Linked DNA regions of Homo sapiens: region 2 is linked to region 1. Evidence: read pairs that join two places in POLR2A ChIA-PET (ENCODE). Cell type or tissue: PC-9. All regions are shown on one strand. Links, peaks and the distances in the headings refer to the core of each region. The heading gives the core; the rest is flanking DNA. Region 1 overlaps LINC01543 (long intergenic non-protein coding RNA 1543). Region 2 overlaps LOC105372041 (a long non-coding RNA gene).

What was found. Peaks named below come from ENCODE experiments on the same cell type or tissue, not always from the same donor. Only the 100,000 strongest peaks of a DNase experiment are listed, where the experiment ranks them.
Region 2: POLR2A ChIA-PET joins it to region 1 with 7 read pairs; 1 of 35 experiments calls an interaction of 5 or more read pairs at or near these places.

The regions. Positions count from the first base shown.
Region 1 is chr18:26,428,348-26,431,270 of GRCh38, reverse strand. The region is part of intron 3 of LINC01543 (long intergenic non-protein coding RNA 1543); the gene reads right to left. Among named protein-coding and RNA genes, the nearest start is that of LINC01543, 6.8 kb to the right of the region's middle. In PC-9, for the core only: no CTCF peak of the experiment used is centred there; a DNase peak (open chromatin) is centred at 1,540; H3K27ac peaks cover 1,317 bases.
Region 2 is chr18:27,376,965-27,379,887 of GRCh38, reverse strand. The region is part of intron 1 of LOC105372041 (a long non-coding RNA gene); the gene reads right to left. Among named protein-coding and RNA genes, the nearest start is that of LINC01908, 150 kb to the right of the region's middle. In PC-9, for the core only: no CTCF peak of the experiment used is centred there; a DNase peak (open chromatin) is centred at 1,347; H3K27ac peaks cover 1,789 bases.

The sequences.
Region 1 (2,923 bases), core at 232-2,731:
CAAGTGCTGGGGAGGATGTAGAGAAAGGGGAACCCTCATACACTCCCCTTAGTACAATCACTATGGAGAACAGTATGGAGATTCCTTGCAAAACTACCGTATGAGCTACCATATGATCCAGCAATCCCACTGCTGCGTATACCCGAAAGAAAGGAGATCAGTATATTGAACAGAGATAATCTGCACTCCCATGTTTATTGTAGCACTATTCACAATAGCAAAGATTTGGAAGCAACCTAAGTGTCCAGCAACAGACAAATGGACAAATAAAATGTGTTATGGGCAGGGTGCGGTGGCTCACGCCTGTAATCCCAGCACTTTGGGAGGCTGAGGCAGGAGGATCACTTGAGCTCAGGAGTTTAAGGCCAGCCTGGGCAACATGGTAAAACGCTGTATCTACACTACATTAGAAAAAAAAAAATTAGCCAGTGCACGCCTGTAGTCTCAGCTACTTGGGAGGCTGAGGTAGGGGGATCACTTGAGCCTGAGAGGTGGAGGCTGCAGTGATCCATGATCATACCACTGCACTTCAGCCTGGGAGACAGAGCAAGACTCTGTCTCAAAAACAACAACAAAAAAGGTGTATGTGTTATATACACAAAATGGAGTACTATTAAGCCATTAAAAAGAATGAGATCCTGTCAACAACATGGATGGAACTAGAAGATGTTATGTTAAGTGACATAATTCAGGCACAGACAGAAAGAAATTTAGCATGTTCTCAATCATTTGTGGGAACTAAAATTAAAACAATTGAACTCATGGAGATAGAGGGTAAAAAGATGGTTAGCAGAGACTGGGAAGGATAGTGGGGAGAGAGGGATGGGAAATGGGGATGGCTAATGGGTAGAAATATATAGTTAGATACCACAAATAAGATTTAGTATTTGATAGCACAAGAGGGTAACTACAATCAGCAATAATTTGTTGCACATTTTAAAACAACTGAGTGAATAAAATTGGAATGTTCATAACACAAAGAAATGATGAATGCTTGAGGTGACGGAAACCCCATTTACCCTGATGAGATTATGACACGTTGCATGCCTGTATCAAAATATCTCATGTGCCCCATAAATACCTACATTGACTATGTACCTATAAAACTTAATAATCAAAAATATTTTTAAAAACCAGTCGCCTAAACCTGTTCCACAATCAGTAGTCATGAACATTAAACTGCTGGCTTTATCAATCAGTATCTCCTGAATCCAAGAAACACGCACACTAGCTGAAATGCAGGCCACAGCTCTGCCAGTGATGGATAGCAAAACAAAGGCAGCACTAATGAAAAATTAATGAAAACAGTTACTTCCATAAGAAAAATGATCTGTTTTCTCCCACCTTCGTATTGATTTTTAACCAGCCCTGTAATTGGAAATGTATATGTTATCCCAAGGTAAAGGCAGGCAGAAGGGAGCAGAGTGTGTAATCCACTCCAGTGTGGGCAGGCTGTCAGCCATGCAACGAAGCTTTAGCCTGGGAAGCACAGCCTCTCCCTCTCATATTCTCTCCTCCCAGCCTGAAACCTGATCCTCCCAGGCTCTGAGTCCTGAGTCATTCCAAGGTTATGAATACTGATGACACCCTAATGTTCCTATGTCCATCAGGGAACGCACTTTTGGGATCATCTTTTCCTATAGCATTCAATTGAAATAAATACAACCCCAATCTTCATAGTGCAGGAAGTCCCATCTCTCCCCCAAGTTCTGAGGAATTCCCTGGATATTTATCTTTCCCCATAGTCACTTTTCTTTTTTTTTGAGATGGAGTCTCGCTCTGTCGCCCAGGCTGTGTAGTGGCGCGATCTCAGCTCACCACAACCTCCGCCCAGGTTCAAGCAATTCTCCTGCCTCAGCCTTCTGAGTAGCTGGGATTACAGGTGCATGCCACCATGCCTGGCTGATTTTTGTATTTTTAGTAGAGACGGGGTTTCACCATGTTGGTCAGGCCGGTCTCGAACTCTTGACCTCATGATCTGCCTGCCTCAGCCTTCCAAAGTGCTGGGATTACAGGCATGAGCCACTGCACCAGGACCATAGTCACTTTTTATATCTCACTCAATTCCAGTCTCAACTCTCCCATCCCCTCTTCTCTCATCTGCTGTGGCTCTCACCAAATCTATCACATTTTGTCACAAGCTTGGATATAGCCCACCTCCTTGCCTCTCCAAAGACTAACCTAAAGCAGTACTAGGTTAGGCTAGTTAAAGTTAGTTAAAGCAGACTAGGCATGGTGGCTCACGCCTGTAATCCAGCACTTTGGAAGGCCAAGGTGGGAGGATCACCTGAGGCCAGGAGTTCAAGGCCAGCTGGGCCAACATGGAGAAACCCCATCTCTACTAAAAAATACAAAAATTAGCCGGGCATGGTGGCGTGCACCTGTAGTCCCAGCTACTCAGAGGTTGAGGCACGAGAATTGCTTGAACCTGGGAGGCAAAGTTGCAGTGAGCCGAGTTTACGCCACTGCACTCCAGCCTGGGCAGCAGAGAAAGACTCCGTTTCAAAAAAACAAAAAACCAAAACACATAAAGTTAGTTAAAGCAGACTGAGGCAGGTTGGAGGGTAGAATCCTCATTTGCTTTGCTCACCACTGAATCCTAAATGCCAAAGCTCTACTTGGAGCATCATAGGAGCTTAAAACTAATAATAGGCCTAGAATATAGACACAGACCTTGAGCAACCAAATTCATAGAGACAGAAAGTAGACAGGTGGTTGCCAGGGGCTGAAGGAAGCATGGGGAGTACTTCTGTACAGAGTACAAAGTTTCAGTTTAGAAGATAAAAAAGTTCTGGAGAGGCCAGACGCGGTGGCTCATGCCTGTAATCCCAACACTTTGGGAGGCTGAGCCAGACAGATCACTTAAGACCACGAGTTCAAGACCAGCCTAGCCAACATGGTGAAACCCCATCTCTACTAAAAA
Region 2 (2,923 bases), core at 96-2,595, 950 kb before region 1:
CCAATGGGGCATCTAATAGAAGAGTGATTAAGTAGAATTTTAAATGCTCAGCAATACCTCTGCTTTGTTTGCAAATTAAAATTAGAACTGGATTTTAAATAGAATTTTTAAAAAATTTTATTTATTCTTACTTACTTTTAGAGAAAGGGTCTTTCTCTGCCACCCAGGCTGGCGTGCACTGGCGTGATCATAGTTCACTATAACCTCGAACTCCTGAGCTCAAGTGATCCTCTCACCCCAGCCTCCTGAATAGCTGGAGGTGAGAGGACACATGCCTGTAGACCCTGCCTGTAGACCCAGATATTTAGGAGGCTGAGGTGAGAGGATCACTTGAGCTCAAGAGTTCGAGGTTATCATGAACTATGATCATGCCAGTGCACGCCAACCTGGGTGACAGAGCAAGACCCTTTCTCTAAAAGTAAATAAAAAAATATAAAATTTTTAAAAATAAAGCTGAATCTACACTTTGGTATGCCAAAACATAACCTAAATTGTATGATGATGTAGAAACACAGTGATACAAAATACACCTGAAAACAAATGGCAAAAATTATCACTTTTGGTATTTTATTTTATTTAATCCGCTGACCAATTCTGTGACATAGATATTTGTATCCTCATTTTACAGATAAGTATATTAAGCCTTGGAAAGATTAAATAACTTGCTCAAGGTAAAAATTACAAAGAGGTAGAGCTAGGACTCAGAGCTAATTCACTTCCCTCACTTCGCTATTTGAAGTTTTGAGAAATCCTGGAGTAAATAAATCCATTTCACATTGTTTAGACCAAGGTTTTCCATACTCATTTAACCAAAAAAATCTTGTCTTTCATAGAATAGCTTCTAAAAGCTCAGGTCACTAATGTTCTGTAGCACATACTTTGGAGAATTCTACACTGGGAAGATGAGTAGTTTGGGATATCACATCTCACTACATTGAAAGGAACTGTCTGAGTAGTTGATTACAATTCAGTGTGTGGTCAAGCATGAACACACAAGTCAAACTGCATGCCTTGGTGTGACAGTTTAAAAGAGGATCAAATCTAGTTTAGCTTCTAAATCAGAAGTGCACAGAGCTATTTGGCCAAAAGTAACCCTTAGGAACTATCAACCAAGTCAACAAATCAGTTGTTGGTCTCATTTGAGATTCTGATCAAATCAAGCAAGAGAAATTGTGGGTGAAACCTTTCTTCTCCAAGGTTGCTCTAGGTTTAAGGCAGATGCAATCATTAACTTTTTCAACATTAAGTATTTGCAAAAACAGTCAATGGTACTGCACCTCCCCCGCTGGAAACCATAGCTCTGAATCATTTCTCCTGGAAAACCCAGATGACCTGGCTGACAGCTTCGTGTTTCTACTGAAACCTGTGAGTCAGGAGGCCAAGGAAGTTCCCTGTAAACAATTTCATGCAGCCATTTAGATGTGGTTACAATGAAACAGCTAGTTTTACATGGCCTCAACAATTAGCCATTATATTTCAAGCTTTTAAAATTAAAAAATGAGCGCTTCTTTTCCTACTTTTGGCTCCACTCCATTACTGCCCAGTGAGTAGGAGGAGAAGAATTGGGAAGAGGGGTAGAAATTAGGTAAGGTGTGATTAAGAATATTATTGCTATTTTAAAATAGTCATTTTATATTTCGACGCAATGACGCGACAAATGCCCTGCAAATCAAAATTTCCTTGATAAAAAAAAGTCAAATTAATCAAGATAACTTGACCACCCTTAGGGCAATGCCTAGGTCTTATCTGTTTTATGTTCCAAGAACCTAGCACAGTTCTTCACACTATATAAAATCAACATAAAAAAGAAAACACTGCCACAACCAATAAAATCAAACCCTAACCTTGAAAGCTGGCCATGGAAAAAGACTTTCCATCTGAAGGAGGAAATAGACTCTTCTATCCCCAGCTCTAATCCTCTGACTACACCTTTCCCTTGAGGACCCCTCATTTTTCCTGCCATTAACACTTTCCTGGCCTGTGGGGACATTTCTTCTTTATCATCCAGTATATCTTTTTGTAGCAAAATTGAAAAGAGGCTACATATTTAAATAAGACTTTTATTTAAAGCCTATTGATAAGAAAATGGAGAGACCCAGAGATGAATGTATAACTAGATACAAATCATTTTCATTTGGGGAATACTTTAAGATACATTCTGCTTAGTTCTTAACCTGCTTCTATATTATAAAAGTCATCTTTCTTCACTATGACAAACGAAAAACCTCAATTTCTACATTCCTTAAGACCTAAGGAAAAAAAAAATAAAATTCTCTTTCTTAACTAGTACCTGCTTGACCCTGTTTATTTTTTTATAGCTGTTGGAAATATTACTTCATTTCCCAAAGACCTAGAAGAGTACACCATACACAGCAAGTACTCAGTCCGGGGGCTGGCTGATTCAGAAAATCCTTGGGTTAAACCACAAAAACCTGAAGGCAGCAACTTAGCTGAAAACAATGAATTCAAGCTGGAGTTTGATTTTGTGGAATGCTGGCTCCTGGTCAGCCTGCAGCAAGGGTGTCTACCTAAGTATTTCCACCTCCTGGTAACTAGTTTCTATCCACTTTCCTAAGAAGCTCCCTACCTGCAGGTTGGCAGATTCTGAATGTGAGGATGTTTTCACAACATTTAATACTCCTGGGGGTCATTTGCAAAGGTGATTTGACAGAAAATGTCAATTAACAATTTATGGGAAGATCTCTTTCCTGTAATTGATCCTTTTAAGGAAATACTTTGCTTCAGGTTATAGTTTCCATAGCTAACTTACAAGAGTATCATGTTTTTACAAAAAGTCAACATAATAATAGTAGAGATGAACTCTTTTATATGACTAATTCTTTCCACATATTAAAAAGACTGTTTTGAAGTAATTCCTGCCCTTTGAGCTGTGACTTTTCAATTCTTTATAAAATTAACATTT